Regions from separate parts of the Homo sapiens genome. Here all the other regions are linked to region 3. A link is a loop called in an ENCODE intact Hi-C map of the cell type or tissue named here. Cell type or tissue: IMR-90. All regions are shown on one strand. Region 1 overlaps SRGAP1 (SLIT-ROBO Rho GTPase activating protein 1). Region 2 overlaps SRGAP1 (SLIT-ROBO Rho GTPase activating protein 1). Region 3 has its middle 41 kb from the start of KICS2. Region 4 has its middle 34 kb from the start of KICS2.

Evidence for each region. A loop is a pair of places that touch in the nucleus more often than their neighbours do. Peaks named below come from ENCODE experiments on the same cell type or tissue, not always from the same donor. Only the 100,000 strongest peaks of a DNase experiment are listed, where the experiment ranks them.
Region 1: it touches region 3 in a loop (6-fold over the local background); 9 of 110 quality-filtered maps call a loop at or near these places.
Region 2: it touches region 3 in a loop (2.7-fold over the local background); 14 of 110 quality-filtered maps call a loop at or near these places.
Region 4: it touches region 3 in a loop (2.6-fold over the local background); 37 of 110 quality-filtered maps call a loop at or near these places.

Annotation. Positions count from the first base shown.
Region 1 is chr12:63,916,261-63,921,260 of GRCh38, forward strand. All of the region lies in intron 1 of SRGAP1 (SLIT-ROBO Rho GTPase activating protein 1), which reads left to right. Among named protein-coding and RNA genes, the nearest start is that of SRGAP1, 74 kb to the left of the region's middle. RefSeq lists an enhancer at 2,598-3,386. In IMR-90, no CTCF peak of the experiment used is centred here; DNase peaks (open chromatin) are centred at 421, 1,881 and 2,621; H3K27ac peaks cover 3,229 bases.
Region 2 is chr12:64,080,549-64,085,548 of GRCh38, forward strand. The region is part of intron 10 of SRGAP1 (SLIT-ROBO Rho GTPase activating protein 1); the gene reads left to right. Among named protein-coding and RNA genes, the nearest start is that of KICS2, 140 kb to the right of the region's middle. In IMR-90, no CTCF peak of the experiment used is centred here; a DNase peak (open chromatin) is centred at 2,863; H3K27ac peaks cover 1,299 bases.
Region 3 is chr12:64,179,130-64,184,129 of GRCh38, forward strand. No RefSeq gene overlaps it. Among named protein-coding and RNA genes, the nearest start is that of KICS2, 41 kb to the right of the region's middle. RefSeq lists an enhancer at 2,024-3,223. In IMR-90, a CTCF peak has its summit at 2,762 (motif pointing left); DNase peaks (open chromatin) are centred at 2,022 and 2,482; H3K4me3 peaks cover 177 bases; H3K27ac peaks cover 2,729 bases.
Region 4 is chr12:64,253,815-64,258,814 of GRCh38, forward strand. No RefSeq gene overlaps it. Among named protein-coding and RNA genes, the nearest start is that of KICS2, 34 kb to the left of the region's middle. In IMR-90, a CTCF peak has its summit at 2,547 (motif pointing left); a DNase peak (open chromatin) is centred at 2,537.

The DNA of each region.
Region 1 (5,000 bases), 260 kb before region 3:
GGGATCTGCCCACCTTGACCTCCCAAAGTGCTGGGATTACAGGCATGAGCCACCATGCCCAGCCTGAAAGGTTGTTTTATAATTCCTTCATTACAAATCAGGCAGATCCCCACCAGTTTGAGACACCTTTAGGTGGGTGATGAGAAACTGTGTGCCATCTTTGAGGAGCATGATTTCCTTAGTTCATTCAGTTAGTAAACATTTATTACTTGTCTGCAGCAGCTCAGCCAGCTCTATACCAGACGCTGGGAAAACAAATGTCATCCGTGGTCTTGAGATGCTAAAAGTTTAAAGGGGAGATGGACAAAATAACTAAAACTGAAAGCAGTAATTACATACTGTAGGAAATGTGTGCAGAGTGTTCTAAGCATAGAGGGGCTGGAGGGAAATGACGGGGAACATTTGAATCAGGAAGAAATTCCAGAGGAAGTTGTGACTATGCTGAAAGCTGAGAAGGGGCATAAGGTGCCTAGGATGATATAAAAGTCATGAGATTTAAGAAAGGTCTGGGAATCGCATGCAGGCCAGTAGACTTAATGAGAAGTAGTTAGGGTGTGAAATGTGACAAAAATTAAGTACTCTTCTGCTCCACCCTCTATCCATTTATTTCTCCTTGATTAATTTTGGGGAAGTTGTGGTTTGGATCTGAGAGGAGAGTGTGCCATTTGATCAAAACCACGAGGCCAGATCATTTTCCAGTACCACCAAGGATCATTTGGCATGGGCTGCTGATTTCTGCTGTGGTCTCACCTTGCTCAGCAAGGTCAGATTGCATATAGATTTCATGTGTTCACTTTAAGGAATCTCACTTGTGAGATTTAGTCATATTGCAAGCTTTATATCTACCCCATGGGATATAACATATGGGATATGCTATTTAATGGCAGTTATGCAGATTAAATGAGCAAATATATGTACAACACTAATAATAAATACTGCCTGATACATAGTAAACACCGTATAAAGCGTTATTATTGTTATGATGAGTAATTATTATTCATCTGGGATTCTCCTGAGTCGTCGGAACCCCTGGGCTGTCCTTTGGACCTGGAGCCTGAGCAGAACTGGAAAAGACTCCCAGAAAGACCTAGGGCTCTCTAAGACAGTATGGTCCATTAGAGGTATGGATGCCTGGGTCTTGGCTAGAGTCCAGGGTGGAAAATATAGGTCAGTTCACTGAAAAGTTCATTTTTATTGTGAGTGTGTTGGGAGCAATGTGAGTCAACAGCACTGCGCAGTTGCTCCTTTTGAATTTGCTACCATAATTTTTGGAAGGGACTGCATGGGCTTCACAGCAGCGAAGGCCCTGGGTTTTACTACTATAAAATAAGTCATCATCTAGGATGTGAAAGAGCTTGCTTTCTGTTTTGTTTTAAAAGGATATATTATAGCTGATAGTGCAAATCTACTCTTAAGAATTTCTAATTACTATTTGAATATGGTCTCTATTTCAGAACCTGCTTAGGCCCAAATTTGAAAACAGTTTATAATGAACCTGCTTTCTGTAATTCTTGTACACACCAATTTCCCACCCTGCTTTCTGTAATTCTTGTACACACCAATTTCCCACGCTAGCTGTGAGAAGTTCATGGGATGATGTGTCTGTGTTGTTTATCCTACAGAAAACCGTGAATAAATGGCTGTTATTTTTGCTATTCTCGTCTTGCTGATTTCCTATGCTAGTGGCTAGCACAAATGCAAGATTATATTGTGCCATACTCACTGGAAGTTTGGTGGCTACAAGATTTCCCTAGCACATGGCCTTAGTCTGAGCAAACTGTAGCAACAACTATAGGATGCCCAATTGGTTCACATTTTAAAATTGGGTGTGGACAAAATCAGTCATAGTAAAACTGCGTAAAGAATGCAGATTGCTCAAAGCTATGTCCTTGAGCAATAAAAAGCCGCTTTTTATGAGGAAATTACACTGTCGTTGTGCAAGAATAATATTGTGCTGGACAAAGTGCTAAATTCTTTTTTTAATCATCACAACCCCTCCTCCCCCCATTACCCTGTTTTAGAGATGAGAAAACGGAAACCCAGTGAAGTTAAGCAACTCATTCAAGGTCACCCAGCTAAGAAGACTAATGAGAGCCTTGATTTGAACCTGGAAGTGTCTGACTTCAGGGTTCATGAACTAAGCCTTTTATGCTCTATTGCTTTCTCTCTTTTTTTAAGACAAGCCTCACTCTGTCACCCAGGTTGGAGTGCAGTAGTGCAGTCATGGTTCACTGCAGCCTCTGCCTCCCAGGCTCAAGTGACCCTCCCACATCAGTCTCCTGAGTAGCTGGAACTACAGTCATGTGCCACCATGCCCAGTTAATTTGTGTATTTTTTGTAGAGATGAAGTTTTACCATGTTGCCCCAGCTGGTCTCGAATCCCTGGGCTCAAGCAATCTGCCTACCTCGGTCTCCTAAAGTGCTGGGATTACAGGCGTGAGCCGTTGCACCAGCCAGTGCTCTATTGCTTTGTTTGCACTATCTAGGCCATTTGTTCATCCATTTATTCATTTATTCCATAAATATTTATTGTATATGCCGAGTACTCTTCTAGGCCTGGAAATACTGTGGTGAACAAGAATGTCAAAGACTCCACAGTTAGGGAGTTTGCATTCTAATGGGAGAGACTTAAAATAAACAAGGAAATGAGTGCATGAGTGTGAGTCAGTGTGTATGTATATATTCTTTGGGGAGTGACGTGTGCTATAAAGACAAATGAAGTTCAGAGAAGAGGTATGTTAGTTATTTCGTATTTTGGTTTTTTTGGGGAGGGGTGTTTTTTGTGTTTTTGTTTGTTTAGTTGGTTTTTAGAGACAGGATCTTGCTCTGTGGTGCAGGCTGGAGTGCAGTGGTGTAATCTCAGCTCACTGCAACCTCCGCCTCACGGATTGGAGTGATTCTCCCACCTCAGTCTCCTGGGACTGGAAGCTGGGACTACAGGCACACACCACTATGCCTGGCTACTTTCTGTATTTTTTGTAGAGACAGGGTTTCGCCATGTTGCCCAGGCTGATCTGGAACTCCTGGGCTCAAGTGATCCACCTGCCTTGGCCTCCCAAGGTGCTGTGATTACAGGTGTGAGCCACCATGCCTAGCCAATATTTTAATCGTTTTAACTTAACATTTAATATATATTTGTATATTAATGATCCACCTGCCTTGGCCTACCAAAGTGCTGGGATTACAGGTGTAAGCCACTGTGCCTGGCCAATATTTTAATTGTTTTAACTTAACATTACATATATATATATATATATATATACACATACACACACACACAACTATGTTTGAAAATTATAAAGGATAACAGTGTCATATGTATGACTTACCACCTAATCTACAAACAAAAGCCCTGCCAATTCTGTCGCACTTATCTGTGCTCTGCCCCATCCCATATACCTGCCTATCTTTTGAAGCAACTACTTCCTAATTTTTTTCTTTCTCTTGCCTTTTTTTAAAAAATGTTATTTATCCCTTAAAAATATGCTCATAAGTACTATACAGCTAATTTTGCTTGTTTGTTTTGATTTGTAAAAATAGTATAACTGTTTGACATTGTTGCATGTAGCTGTAGTTCATTCATTTTAAAAGCTGAATTATGTGTTGTTGGGTGAGTATGCAGAATCAATTGATTCATTGCCCTGTTGGTGGATATTTGGATTGTTTCCAGCTTTCTGCTATTTGAACAATGTTGCTGAACATTTTCATGTGTTCCTATTAACACACATATACAGGAGTTTCTCCATGGCCTATTGCTGGGAGTGGAATTGCATGGTTATTGGGTATGTCAGTGTTCAAGTTCACATGATACGACTGCATTGTTTTCCGAAGGAGCATCACCAGTTTACATTCCCACTCATAAGTGATTAAGAGCTCCAGCAGACCCACTTTTTATCAGCACGTGGTATTATAAAACATCTTAATTTTTGCCAGTCTGGTGGGTATAACATTGCATTGTGGTCTTCATTGACATTTCCTGATAACTATTGAGATATAGCCTCTGAAGAGGTGACTTGAGCAGAAACCTGAATGAAGTGAACGACCAAACCATGAATGACTGATGGGTGGAATGTTCCAAGGCAACAAAACACAGGCTGAAATTATCCTGAGATGTCCATGGAGTAGCAAGAGAGTCCTTGTGAATAAAGAGAAGTGAGCTGGAGATACAAGGTTGGGAAGGAGTGGAGAGGCTAGTTCTCCTAGAACCTGGGATGCCATGGTAAATACTGTACTTTAGACTTGATATGAGAGTATGAGAAGACATGACAAGGCGATTAGAAGGGAGGAATGTGATTTGATTAATGTTTTTAAAATATGTTGGCTTCTATGTGATTGGATTATAGGGGATGATGAGAATGAGACCCTAGAGATGAGTTGGATATGCAGAAGTTAAGGCAAGAGATAGTTCTGGCTTCTGTCAGTGTTGGTGAAGAAGGTGGTGAGAAGCTAGATTCAGGACATAGTTTGAAGGTAGGCTGGTGAGTGAGACCTGTAAATGGTTTGGATGGAGGTGTGAAAAAGGGAGGAATTAAGGATAATATCCTGGTTTGGGAGTGAATAACAGAGAATGTAGATCCATTGACGAAATGGGAAAGACCTTGAAAAGAAGAGTAGGGTTGGGGAGAAAATGAAAAGTTTTTTTAATATGGAGAATATATATTCATTGTATTTGTAGCTACCTACTTGACATGTCATCTGTTGATGTTTCAAAAGTACCTTCAATTAAACATGTACAAAACTGAACAAATGCTTTTTTGTCCCACCCTTGAACTTCTTCCTTATCTCAGTGAGTGGTGGCCCATCCATCTGGTTCGACAAGCCAGAAATCTGGTAGTCATCTTTAATATCTCCCCCTAGCTTGTCACCAGTACCACTCCATTACCACCACCTGACAGTTTACTTCTAAAATATCTCTAGAATGTGTTCATTTATTTCCATCTCCATCGTGATCACTCTAATGCCAGCTACGTTACCACCAGTTTGCACCTTGAGTGCTGTCG
Region 2 (5,000 bases), 99 kb before region 3:
AGCATGGTGCTAACCTTGAGGAAGCGTAGTGAAATCTAGGGAGGGCTGGAAAGTCAATACCGAGCTCCTAGGGAGGGATCTTCAGAGTGTGGTGCTCCTGATCGTAGAAAAGTCTGGAAACACTGCCCCTCCCCTACCTGCTGACCCCCCAGTCTCTTCTTCCTTCCCTTCTCAGACTTCTGCACCCTTCCAACCCCACCCCTGTTTGTTTTAATGGGCGAGTATTTGTTGTTCCATCTGTTGCCTGTTTAGACTCTGGAAACCAGTTAAACCAGTTTGGGTGATTTTTTTCTTTCAGCAGGCATTGGCTGTAGTTGAGAAACAATCTTAAAGTATAAGTAGATTGCTATGTCTAATAATAGTAACAAAACAACAGCAACAGCTAACACTTGAAAGGCTTTCTCTGTGCCAGGCTTTGTTCTGAGTTGTATATTTTACTGTGCACTAATAATTTCTCCGTTTTTACAAATGAGGAAACTGAGGGGAGGCATGAGAATACAGGCAAAGGGGACTGTATAAATGTTAATGTTTCTCTTTGTCTTTATGAAATTTAAAAGGAAAAAAATAAATACAAGCCAAGTTCCTGTCTTAAGTGCTTCATAGTCTGTAACTTTATCTTTTATTCACACTAGACCCTGCCAGAAGTTAGAAAAAGTAAAAGAGAATGTGGAAGGGAGTGGGAAATGAGAGGACTGAGTTGTGTGAGTAACTCAGGTCAAAAAAGAGATTGCGCCTCTTAGACCTAAATTCTTGCCTCCCACAATTCTGGAACCTTCCTTAACCATAAAGTTTCTATCACCTTATCTCCTGGTTTCCACCAAAGAACTCATCATCCTCAGGGAATGACCACATGGAGAAAGGTTATCATGACCTAAGAACCATGTCTGACACAGTTAGGATGAAAAGGCCAATTACACCTAGAAGGAAAAAAAAAAAACAACGCAAACTACTAAAAAGTGTCATTAAAAAATAAAATAACCAAATACAATGTATGAACCTTCACACACTAGATTAAATTAGATACTGAATCAAAAAGCAAAAGTTATGAAAGACATTTTAAGAACAATTAGGGAAGTTGAAATACAGACTGTATATTAAATAATATTATTGAATTAGTGTTAATTTTCCTAGATATGATAATGGTATTGTGATTATAAAGAAGAACATTCTTATTCTTAAGAAATGCTTGCTAAAGTGTCATGATGTCTGCAACTTACCTTCAAATGGTTCTAAAAAAAAAAAGAGGGAGAGAGAAAGAAGGTACAGTCAATGTGGCAAACATTAACAGCCGGAAAATCTACATGAAGGGGATAAGGATACTTCCTGTACTGCTCTTTTAACTCTTCTGTAGGTTTGAACTTTAAAAAAAAAAAAAAGTCTTTTTATCTTTGAATAGTTTTCTTATAATTGTGTCCTGTTTTTTCTTTTTTCCCTCACAGTGTCATGTAAGGTCTTTTTTTTTTTTTTTTTTTTTCAATTTTTCACAAATGCCTGATATTTCAAGTGATGCCCTCAAGGTCAGTTGCCAGGCCCAAAGCATAAATTATCCTAAGTGTAGATGAACGCTTATAGGCACAAAGTCCTACCCTATGAGGATGGATACCACTTTAGAAATTGTGTTTGAGAGCATGAAGTAGTGGGGGAATTCATTCTTGGCACTGCTTGCAGACACATGTGTTAATATGCTTGGGGCCACATTCTGAAACTTTTATGGTACCTATTCAACATGGATTCTCTTGTGTCTCCTAGAGAGAAAGCCCCAATGGTTAATATTCTTCTACATGTCATTATTGGATGGGGCTATATTCTAGCCAATTTATTGAGTCCACATGCCAAATTCCGTCTTTAGCTGCTGAACTGCATAAATCTGTATTATACTTTGTGAACTGCAAGCCAGAATTTTCTTTTTTTTTTTTTTTGAAATGGAGTTTCACTGTCATCGCCCAGGCTGGAGTGCAGTGGTGCAATCTAAGCTCACTGCAACCTCCACCTCCCAGGTTTAAGTGATTCTCCAGCCTTGCCTGCTGAGTAGCTGGGATTACAGGCATTTGCCACCACGCCCAGCTAATTTTGTATTTTTAGTAGAGACAGGGGTCTCACCATGTTGGCCAGGCTGGTCTCGAACTCCTGACCTCAGGATCCACCCACCTTAGCCTCCCAAAGTGCTGAGATTACAGGCATGGGCCACCGTGCCCAGCTCAGGATTTCTTTATCTTGGAATTTTTTTCAACGGGCTCTGGTATACCAGGGACACAAGCTGTGCTGACGTGTATAAAACCTTCACAGGACTCCATTTATGCTGCAGAAGAAACTGGATAGCTTTCATCCATCAGCAGCAGGCACACTAGCCTCTGCCCACTGGTTGCAGACATCTCTGCTTCCTAGCCCTGCCCCTTTTGCAGGCTGGGTGGCACACCAATTGCTGGTCACTGCCTGGATATGACACTGACAAATTTGCCCAGAGAAAAGCTGAGCATGGGAGACATGCCCCACCTTTTAACTCAACCATTATAAGCCTGCTGGCTTTCTGTGCAAGCCCTCTTCATGTTAATAGGCTACATCAAAGGAGACCAGGAGAGTTAATGGCGCCCATCACATAGTGAAGTAATCCCATGGTGAGCTCTTATGGAGGAATCTGAGTCCAGATTTGGTGTGATAGGGTTACTAATACAGGATTCAATGGTTATGTTTGGGGACAGTCCTGACTTTTTATATAGAAATCACCTCTCTGAAGTATACTAGACTCACCGCTGCAAAAACTGCCTTCATAGTAAAACAAATAGAGCCTAACCCGAAGATTTAGCAGTTGCTCGTACACAGCTGAATCTGTAACTACAGACATGTGTTTGGCCTGCCTTACTGCTCGCTTTTTGGTAGGCTGCCAATGGCCCAGTAAGTTCTTTGATTTACAACATTGTGAAGCAACTAGATTGGGCTCTTAAAGTGGCACTGTCAAAATTCAGAATTCCAAATCTTTGAAAACTACTGAAATAGAAAGAAGCACGCAATGAGTTGTTAAGACCAAACTCATTATTATCATTTTCTTCATCCCTCAGCAACACCATTGTATCTTTTTGTGATGTCATTTGTTTTTAAATCATAGAAGTTAAATTGACCACAGTAAATGAGATATACATCTATAAAACTGAGGCACTGATTTTTTTTTTCTTTTTCAGTAATGAGCCTTAATGTTCACATTGGCTTCTTTGTGTGCAGCATTTGGAGTTAAGGGGGTGCAAATATCAGTGCGATTTTGCTAAATAAAAAATCTGATACTAGGAGCTGAGCTCCATATTTTATTGCTTCTTGCCCTGGGCATAAGGTTTCTGACAAAGGAATTTAATAGATTATCCTCATACAATCCATTGTCTGTCTTTGAGTAGGAGTACAAGTATACTTTCAAAAGGGAAGCTGAATGTGAGTAATTATGGTTTTTTAGAAAAGCACTGCAGTAGTTGGTATTCTTAAGGAAGAAAAAGGACTGGAAAGTAATGCCAGGAGTTCTCATCAGTCATTCATTAGGGAGCAAATCCAGGATGCCTGTGTCTCATTTGAGCCATACACATTTTAAGTATTTTATCTCCTTTTTTAAAATATCAAATTGCCACCAAACTGTATTTTGGTTATCCCATTAACTATATGTAGGAGATAAAATGCATTTAGGTGTGAAAAATAATTCACTTCATAATTCTCGAGTGAAATTTAAGAGTAGCTGAAAAAAAATGTTTGAACCAAGAACAAGTTAAGCCTGGGTTATTTTTTTCCTTCAAAATGGCTTATATGTTGGGGGGTGTGGCGAGGGGAAGGAGTGGTCCGTTGTTTTTAATAATTAAGTAGCTTTCCAAAGAAAATGATTGAAATCTAATCCTCAGACTGCTGGAAGCTTTCACATTTCTCTGGGAAGAAGAGTCTTCTAAGCTTGTGTGTTATTGATCTATTAATGATGATACTGATTAAAAAATAAAACCTCATTCATCAGTTGAGACACACTCAGGACTATTAGCTGAAAAAACGATGGATGTGGTAGTGTGGTTATACTGTGAATCATAGTTCTTGCAAAGCACGCTCTTGGTTCATTATTCAAAATGTATCTTTTATAGGTTTTTAATTTTTTATCTCATACTATTAACTATGGATGGATGGAGCAAAATAATTTTAAGCATTTTACATATCATTTTCTAAATCTAGGGAATAATTTGTTAGGATATTGTTACAAAAATAGCAGAATTTCAAAGTTATAACACATTTCATTTCTAAGGAATTCTCATTGGCATCATTATTGAATCACTTGAAAGTGATTACCTATGTTATTAAATTTACATTTATAGATATTAATTTAATAATGTACATATTTATAGAATTTATTAAATTTATTTAAATATTCAGTATTTTGTATTTGGCTTTAGGCATATGAGGCAGACAGAATTGTAAGCCATAATACCTACCTTTCTTCTAGGATCTTTCAAAGTATTTGCCAGGAAAAAAGACTTACGTTTTTAAAGGTGGTACATTATAGTGCTTGGGAGCTAGTACATTATAGTTCCTGGGATCTCAGGACTGGGATTAAAACAAACTTGGACCTGAGTGCCACACCCACCCCATACTAATAGCGTGACCTTGGGCAAGTCACTTTTCTATATGCTCAGTCTTTTCTGTAAAATAAGGATAACAATAGAAGCTACCTCATAAAGTCGTTGTGAAAATTGTGAGTTAATATATGTAATATAAAGTGCTTATAATGGTGTCTAATAAATATTAGACATCATTGCTGTTTTTATTGTTGTTACTAATATATATTGCATCATACCTAATTAGACTTAATGCTGTCATAAAGTATGCAACATAACAACATAATACAACACAAGCCAGACAGTTTCTCTACCCTCAACCCTTTGCACATTCTACTGCCTCACACTGGGTGATCTTACGTGGCTCGTATGGACCCAACACAACCTAAATGGTGGTGACTCTCACATCTTTATCTCCAGCCCTGTCTTTTC
Region 3 (5,000 bases):
ACTGTGCGATGACCATGGGCCAATGGAAATCTTTTGAAAACTTGCTGGAAGGTCCACTGTGTAACCTACTTTGTTGTTTTTTAATCTGGATAAAGGACATTTCAGCCCGTAGCACCCAGGAAGGGTATTATGTGAATAAATGAGGTGTTCTCTTTCATGACTAATTTCTGTGCTTCTAGATAAATTTCCCTAATGAGGAGTTCTCTATTGAAATTTTCCTTCTTCCCTTCCTTAGTCCCTCTTCTCTCCCACAAATTGTAAGACATGTTTCATACCCTAGAAAAGCTCACAGTCTAATGAGTGAGAGAAGACATTTATTCCTTCATGGAGGTCTGAAATATCATAGCATTTCCAGTAGTACAAATAGTTTAGAAGGCTCAAGTCCAAGTCGAGAATAGACACATCTTACTCCAGCGAACAAGGCAGAAAGTTAAATGCCATGAGAGTGGGATGAACAATTGGGACAGGGTCCTTGAAGGAGAAGAAATTACTTCCAATAGGGGATATAGGGGAAAACTTAATACAAAAGGTGGCCTTTCCCTGGGTCTTTTAGGAGGCATAGGGTTTTGGCAGGTAAAGATGGCAAGAGGTGATGATCTATCCTAGATCAGAGGTTTTCTTTCTCTTTTTTTTTTTTTTTTTTTTTTTTTTTGAGATGGAGTCTTGCTCTTGTCACCCAGGCTGGAGTGCAGTGGTGTGATCTCGGCTCTGCAACCTCTGCCTCCTGGGTTCAAATGATTCTCCTGCTTCAGCCTCCCGAGTAGCTGGGATTACAGGCACCTGCCACCACACCCGGCTAATTTTTTGTATTTTTAGTAGTTGCATTTTAGTGGTTTCACCATGTTGGGCAGGCTGGTCTCGAACTCCTGACCTCAGGAGTTCTGCCCACCTCAGCCTCCCAAAGTGCTGGGATTACAGGTGTGTGCCACTGCGCCTGGCAGATTGGAGGTTTTCAAACTGCAATCCCTGGTCCTGCAGCATCAGCAACACTTAGAAATACAAAAGCCAGGGTCTTACCCTTGACCTGCTGAATCAGAAATGAGGCTTAGCATGCTTTGTTTAGCATCCCAGTGATTCTGATTCATACTTTATTGGAGAATCAATAATCTAGATTTAAGATCCTTAGCCTGGGGTCTGTGAATGTGGATAGGAAAAAAATACATCTTTATTTTCCCTAATGTCTAACTGAAATTTAGCATTTCCTTCCATTACAGATGTAGGCCATAAATTGCCACGATAATTATTAGGACCAATGCCATATCATGTTATTAAATGTATTAATAAAGAAGAATGCATACAACATAGCAGATTTTTAAAGATTTTTATAACTGTATTTCAATATAATTGGTTTCTTTGTAATTTCGTGTATCATTTTATACATTAAAAACATTGTGAGAAAGTGTATGCTTTGCAGGCTGCCAATGAAATCTCATCTTTTATCATACCAAAAATGTGAAGAACCCCTAGTCTAGAAGGATTCCAGACAAAGAAAACTCGGAGCAAAGGCAAGAAAATACATGGCCAGCCAAGTATTCCATTTTGCGTAAAACTGAGGTAAAGCAAGGAAATGCCGGAAGAGAAAAAAGAAAAGGCTGAACCTGATTGTCAGAACTGGACTTCTTCCAGCAGACTCTGGGGAGCTACTTAATCAGGACTTTTTAAAAAGAGGGAGCAAGAGGCAGAGCCAACGAGACACAACCAGCTCAGGGTTTTCAAAGAATTCCCTAGCAAAGGTAAGAAGGAAGGCCTGGAATAGAAAGAAACAGAAGGTGAGAGACCAAGCAGGAGATGAGATTTCTAATCCAGGCTTATCTAATAGCCCAAAGTGAAGAAAGAACTGACTATGAAAATGGGACGAATATGAGAGTGCTGTGAAAATTCAGCAGTGACTAAAACAGAAGAATCAAACATGACTCCAAAGTCTGAAGAGAAGGCGACTGGGACAAGAGTCATACTAAGAAAGAATTAAGGATGCCAAGTGGAGCAAGTCTGGCAAAGGAAAGTGCTGAGTTGCCTACAGGATATCCGGGTGAAAACATCCAGCAGTTATTTATCCGCCTGGGACAGTACTGACCTTTAAGACTTACTGTATCTCCTGAATAGCCTATTTGGACTTCATCAAGAGCTTTTCCCAAACAGGGATTTTTATCTTGCGGGCCCATGGACTCATGGGGAGTCCCATGAACCTCCCAAATTATTAAAGAAAATTTTATTTGTGTTCATGGACATTTGGGGAGAGGTATGTACTTTCATTACAAACTCAAGGAGCACGAAACTCCCTTTTCCCTCACAAAAATGTTAATACTCTCCATTCATCCTTCTAAACACTCCAAGCAAGGTAAGCCCTCTTGTCTGAAAATTTGGGGAGGGAGCATGAGTCTCAGAACAAACAGAAAATGCCTCAGGAACAAAGCAGCAGCAGCAGTTACAGTCATGCGTGGATGGTTCTGAGTCAGGAGAAGCTCACTGCACAGTCACCAGATGAGGAAGGCATTTGGAATGTCTTGGTTAAAACTCACTGGAAATGACAGAAGAGTTTCTGACTCATTTCTTGAACCAATTCTTGCCTGAATACCTGTCTCTACAAGAGCAGTCATTAATGCCCCAACCTTAAACAGTAAAAATTGTCATTTTTATAAACATCATACTGCTCAACTTCCCACTGTCCAAAGAAGCTGAGCTGCACGGGTTGTCCCAGGATGGAAAAGAAGCCACAGCCAAGAAGCTGTGTCTTGCTTTAGTGTTGCCATCTACTGGCTGGTGCTCACTGACTCTCATTCCCAATCTTTTCACTGCCAAAGGAAAGATTTTGCAATTAGGCTGCTTTTTTTATCCAGAGCCTCTCTAGACAGTTCAGTCCCCAAGAGGTCAAAAAAAAAAAGTTTTTTTTAACAGAAACCTACCAGCTCCAAAAAAAAAGTAAGGCAAGACCAAATGTCAACAATGTTACTAGGAAGCTTCAGCACTGACTAACAGAGTTTATGGTGAATGCTCCCTAAATGTTAGCCCCACATAATTAAGACAAAAGATGCTTTTAATGTGTTGTATATGAAGTGATTATGAATAAGCAGAGGTTTGTGCCCACAGAATGGAATAGGGATATAACAGCATTGAAAATTGTTATTGTTGTTGTTGTTTCGTTAAAAGTAATTCTCTTTGCTAGGCTGTGTGTAGAAAGTGGTTATCCTGGTAAGCTTAATAAACATAGTGCCGGGGATTCTGGCTGAATAGCTGAGAGTTAGAATTGAATGGGTTCTCACATACCCCATGGAGGCAGGAAGCAAGGACCAGGTTCCCCAAGTGAGGACTTTGTTGCTCTTATTGAACTACAATGAAAGGGTCTTGTACACTTACTTCATAAGCCCATGGCACTGACCAGAACAGCAAAGATTCTTTATTTCCGAATGCCATAGTAACTCTTTTCACTATTCTTTCGTGTGTGTGTGACAGTACTCACTCTGTCACTCAGGCTGGAGTGGCATGATCTTGGCTCATAGCAGCCTCCATCTACCAGGCTTAGGTGATCCTCCCACCTCAGCCTCCTGACTAGCTGGAACTTACAGGCACATGCCACCACACCCAGCAAAATTTTTTTTCTTGTATTTTTTGTAGAGATGGGGTCTCACCGTGTTGTCCAGACTGGTCTCAAACTCCTGGGCTGAAGTGATCTGCCACCCTCAGCCTTCCAAAGTGCTGGGATTACAGGCATGAGCCATGCCTGGCCTCTCTTCACTCTTCTTGTGTTCACTTCCTCCTTCCCTGGTTTTTTGTTTTTATTACTTTTCTTCCTTTCCTCTTTATGAACTGTCTAACCCCACATCTACCTTCCACCTCATCATACTGGCACAAACTAAGAGCTAAAAGGAAAAGAGAGTTGCACTTAATTCTCCTCATTCATATGCTTTTCCCTTCTTTTCCTTTTTGCTTTTTAATCCAGCAAAGCACCTTATCTTTCACTCACGTTCACATTAAAATTTAGAAGACTGATCATGTTTGGCCTTTCCGTCCAATATCACCTTCCTATAAAATCAATACATATGGGTGATAAACGTAAGTCACAACCACCATCTTATGCATCAGCAAGCCCGCAGCACGTAATACAATTAAAGACTTTTTTGTTGATTAATGAAAGGAGAGGTTGCTAATCCTTTCCTCCTATAACTTAAGGAACAGAAGGAGGAAGAAAGAATATAGTGCCCTTAGATGTCAATTGTCCCTCCTCCCTCCTTTGCGGTCAGGACCCCTCAAAAAAAAAAAATTCGCTCAAGGAGTTATTGAAGGTTTCAAAGAGGAGAGAGGAGAGGTTTACATTGTAACCTCACAACTGACACCCTGAGAGACCTCCCCCTATGCATTCTCCACCTGCTTTGCTGTAGTGCATCTAAGGGTCTATTTAATTCTACTAGGCTGAGTTGAGCCTCTTGGCTCCTCTCTCTATCACACCCAGCCATCTCTTCCCCCTGAACCATATTCTTTCTCCAGGGAAGGAAAAATGAAAGCCTTGCAGGTAATAAGGCCAATCCTACTCCAAGTATCTCCTCAAAGTATTTTCTCTAAACATTTAATACTTTCCCTAAGAATTTTCTTACCAGCTGTTAAGTAGTTGACATTTTTTCAATATTGTTACAATTCCCACCTGTAAAGTTTGATAAATCTATACGATTTTTTTTTAAAGCTAGATATCTCTTCAGGTGCTGGTGGTCCCCCTTCCTTGGAAGTTAATTCCCTGAGGACAGAGACAAAAAACTTATCTTCCTCTCCTCAATGTCATTCATCCATCCTTTTAAAATCAAGCAAGACTATAGGGGCTCAACTTTAATAACATAAAACATTATTGCTCCTGGAGATCTGTGTTGGTTTTCAAACTAAAAATGACATTTAATAAATACTATAAGAAGCACTTTCTCAAGCTTTCCAAGGACAACTATACTTGCTAGACTAGATAGTTACATTCACAAAAACTGGCCTTGTTATTAAAAAACATAGTAGGAAAAAATATG
Region 4 (5,000 bases), 75 kb after region 3:
CTCCCACCTCAGCGCCCAACCCAAGTAGCTGGGACTGCAGACATATGCCACCATATCTGGCTGTTTTTTTGTTTTCTTGGGTTTTGCCATGTTGTCCAGGCTGGTCTCAAACTTCTGGCTCAAGCGATCCTCCCACTTCAGCCTCCCGAAGTGCTGGGTTTACAAGTGTGAGCCACCATGCCTGGCCTAGATTTCAACTTGAAAGTCTGTGAGGTGGCTAGGAATGGTGGCTCACACCTGTAATCCCAGCACTTTAGGAGGCTGAGGCAGGTGGATCGCTTGAGCTCAGAAGTTCAAGACCAGCCTGGGCAACATAGTGAGACCTCGTCTCTATATATTTTTTAAATAAATAATAATTTTTAAAAAAAGAAAGTCTGTGGGGTTTATTGGATAATTTAAAGTTTTATTTTCATTTCAATAAAATGCTTGTGATTTAAAGTGCCTGTGTTTGCATTATTTACATTGATCCAATGTTTGTCCCTAAGTGGGAGAACTTTGTCTCCGGTCAAAGAGAGAACAGAGGTAGACTTTACCATAGTGAAATGTTCAAGCCAAGTGAAACACAGAAAGATGCATGGCCTGTAAATAAAGACTTGTAGTGTTTCAGAAAGAGAAAAGTGGAACATGATCACAGAAGGATGCTGAATTCAAGAGTGTATTGTAGCATTTTACTATATTCACTTTGCAAAAAGAAATGTATTTTCAGGAAAACATCATGCATCATATTGATATTAATTTGCATTAATTTAATAAACTTTTAGATTATAAATTTGTTGATTTTATAAGAATACAATAAGTTTTCTTACATGTACATTTATGTTAGTATGTATTATAGAAGCATGACAGCAAAAATGATTTAATTTTGAAGGTTTGCAGAAATTTTTATTTTTTATTTGTTTTATAGATGTGGGGTCTCACTATGATGCGCAGGCTGGTCTCAGACTCCTGGGCTCAGGTGATCCTGCCACCTCAGCCTCCCAAAGTGCTGGGATTACAGGCATGAGCCACCACGCCCAGCCTGAAGGAATTTTTAAAGTATAAGAATCAGTGCTGATACAACACCGAAAGCATAAGTAATAAAAGGAAAAATAGACACGAGACTACATCAAACTAAAAAGCTTCCATGCAGCAAAAGAAATAACCAACAGAGTGAAAAGGCAACCTATGGAATGAGAGAAAATGTTTGCAAACCATGTATCAGATAAGGGGTTAATATCCAAAATATGTAAGAAACTCATTGAATTTAATAGCAAAAATACCAATAACCTGATTTGAAAATGGGCAAAGGATCTGAATAGACATTCCTCCAAAGTAGACATACAAATAGCCAACAGGTTTATAAAAAGATGCCCAGAGCCAGTCATGGTGGTTCATGCCTGTAATCCCAACACTTGGGAGGCTGAGGCAGGCAGATCGCTTGAGCCCAGAAGTTCAAGACCAGCCTGAGCAACATAGTGAGACATCGTCTCTACAAAACAAAAACTTTTTTAAAATTAGGTTGTAGTGGCACACACGTAGTCCAGCTACTCGGGAGGCTGAGGTGGATTGCTTGAGCTCAGGAGGTCAAGACTGCAGTGGGCCATGCTCCAGCATGGGTGACAAAGCAAGACTGTATCTCAAATACACATACACACACATACACACATGATGCCCAGTGTCACTAATCATCAGGGAAATGAAAGTCAAAACTACAGTGAGATATCACCTCACACTTGTTAGCATGGCCATTACCAAAAATACATAAAATAAGCGTTGAGGATATGGAGAAATTTCAACATGTGTACACTGTTGGTGGGAATGTAAAATGCTGCAGCCATATGGAAAACAGTATGAAAGTTTCTCCAAAAAATTAAAAATTGAAGTGTTGTATGATCTAGCAATACCACTTCTGGTATTTATTCAAAAGAATTGAATCAAAACAGGATCTTGAAAAGATATTTGTACTCCCATGTTCATTGCTGTATTATTCACAATAGCCGAGAGGTAGAAAAAATCTGAATGTCCGTCAGTGGATGAATGGATAAAGAAAATGTGGTATATACAGACAATGGAATATTATTCAGCAGAGCTGTCCTGCAATATCTGCCATTATTTATTTCTACGGGGAAATTATTCTGTCTTCCACATAGCTGACCTATAAATGAAGGTGTTAAAAAGAGAAGGAAATCCTGTCACATGCTGCAACAAGAATTTGGAAGACATTATGCTAAGTGAAATAAGCCCATCTCAAAAACAACAACAACACTGCCTGATTCTTCTTACATGAGGCATCTAAAGGAGTCAAACTCATACAAACTAAAATGGTGTTTTTGGAGAGGGGAAAGTTAGTTGCAGTTTGATGGGTATAGGATTTCAGTCATGCTAGATGAGACCTTTCTAGAGATATGCTGTACAACAATGTGCATATAGGTAACAATCATATACACTTAAAATTTTGTTAAGAGGGTACATCTCAATATGAATTTTTCACAATTAAAAAAAATCAATATTCCATAGGTTAGACCAAAGTTTTGCCTTTCTTTCTCTTCCTAATCCAACTATGCCCTCTGGTGGTGATAGTTGCTAATAGAAGTAAAATAACTACTCCTTTGTATCCTTTCCAAATTCATTTTGTAGGTCAGCTGTGTGGAAGACAGAATAATTTCCCTGTAGAAACAAAGTTGTAAATAATGGCAGATGTTGCAGGACAACCCACCAAAACCCATATAAATCTTACTTGAAACAGTATTGAGAGTAGCCCTCTATCACTTGATTTACACCCTCCTTCTTCCGTCCCACCCTCCTTGTTGGTGAAACAAATGAAAAATCCCATATCCACAGTCTACTCTGTCCCCATCACCATCAGAAGTAGAAAGAGGAAAGAGAAGGGAAGAGGATTCGTGCTTCCGCCAAATTTAACAGCTTTATTTATAGGCACACTTTCTGTCCTGAAACCCCACACCCATCCTGCGGCCTTCAAAGGAGTGGACCACCTAGAAACTTAAACGTCCTCTTTGCCTCTTTCAGAATCTTAGGGCAAATATTAAGAAGACCTTGCATTCTAAAAATGAGCCGGGCGTGTTGTTTGGCGCCTGTAGTCCCAGCTACTCGGGAGGCTGAGGCAGGAGAATGGCGTGAACCCGGGAGGCGGAGCTTGCAGTGAGCGGGGATCGCACCACTGCGCTCCAGCAACAATGCGAGACTCCGTCTCAAAAAAAAAAAAAAAAAAAAGAAGACCTTGCATTCTTTTCTCTTGCTCAACCTATAGTCCTTAGCTCTCCAGGGCATCACCATGTTGCCCAGGCTGCTCTTGAGCTCCTGAATTCAAGCAATCCACTTGCCTCGGCTTCCCAAAGTGCTGGGATTACAAATGTTAGCCACTGTGCCAGGCCAGTAATTCCAAAGTCAAAGTCACCAGAGTCTCCAGAGTCAAAATCACCTTCTAAGTAGAAGGCAACAAAAAAGAAAAAGAAGACCAGGAAAAATAAAATGGAAAAAAAAGAAAAACCTCTTCCACCCAAGGTCTACTCATACCTGGAAATCTCTACGATGTATAACCAATAAACCTCCAAAGACCTTGTCTTTTCCCAGCTTTATAAAACTTTCCCCCAGTCCCTTCTAGGGGCTGGCTGGAAGAAGGAAGGGATGAGGGATGGAACAATCCCAGTCTAGTTGGTGTACATCATATTCCATTAATGCTTGATTGTCTTTTTTTTTTTTTTTTTTTTTTTTTTGAGATAGAGTCTCACTTTGTCACCCAGGCTGGAGTGCAGTGGCATGACCTTGGCTCACTGCAACCTCCGCCTTCCGGGTTCAAGTGATTCTCCTGTCTCAGCCTCCCGAGTAGCTCGGATTACAAGCACGCGATGCCACGCCCGGCTAATTTTTGTATTTTTAGTAGAGACGGGGTTTCACCATGTTGGCCAGGCTGGTGTCAAACTCCTGACCTCAAGTGATCCACCCGCCTCAACCTTCCAAAGTGCTGGGATTACAGGCCTGAGCCGCCACACCTGGCCCAATGCTTGATTTTCTTGTGTGCTCAACTATTGTTTGTGCTGTATGATTCCCAGGGCCTCTCCCCGGGAAGGGACAAGAATGACATGGACCCTGCTGTATGTAAACACATTTTTTTTGTTGTTGTTATTTGGTTGGTTGGTTAGACGGTCTCAGTCTGTCTGCCAGGATAGAGTGCAATGGCGCCATCATAGCTCACTAAATCCTATTTCTAAGGAACTAGAAAACTGTGGAATATTATCAAATCCACTCAAAGTGACAAGAGGAAAAAAATCTATATTATGATTTTAGTGATATAGGAAAAAAGAGCTGGAAGAGCATATAGACAAAAACACTTGGATTGTTTAGAATGACCTGATGTTGGTGCATTATTTAATTTGGAATTACCGGCCGGGTGCAGCAGCTAACACTTGAAATCCCAGGACTTTGGGAAGCTGAGGTGGGCAGATCACTTGATTCTAGGAGTTTGAGACCAGCCTGGGCAACATGGTGAAACCCTGTCTCTACAAAAAAAAAAAAAAAAGTAAATATTATCTGGGCATGGAGGCACATGCCTGTAGTCCTAGCTACTCAGGGGGCTGAGATGGGAGGATTGCTTGAGCCCAGAAATTCAAGGCTGTGGTGAGCTGAGATCGTGCCACTACACTCCATGCACTCCATGCACTCCAGTCTGAGTGACAAAGCGAGACCCTGTCTCAAAAAATAATAATAATAATAATTTGGAATTATGCAAACATTGGTATAATGCATAATTTTGTATAATGATAAATGAAAATATTGACTGTTTTATATTGTCAAAATGCAAAACTTAAAAACTTAAAAGAGGCTTAACACAACCCTTTATTGTATCTCACAATTCTGTGGATTGGATGGGCAGTTCTTCTACAGGTCTCACCTGGGTTTCCCACGAGTTTGCTGGGAAAGGGCAGCTGGTGCTCTTCTGTGTGGTCTCTCCATGCCTATGATGTCATCCTCCAAGGCCTCTCTACGTGGTGGCTTGGAAACAG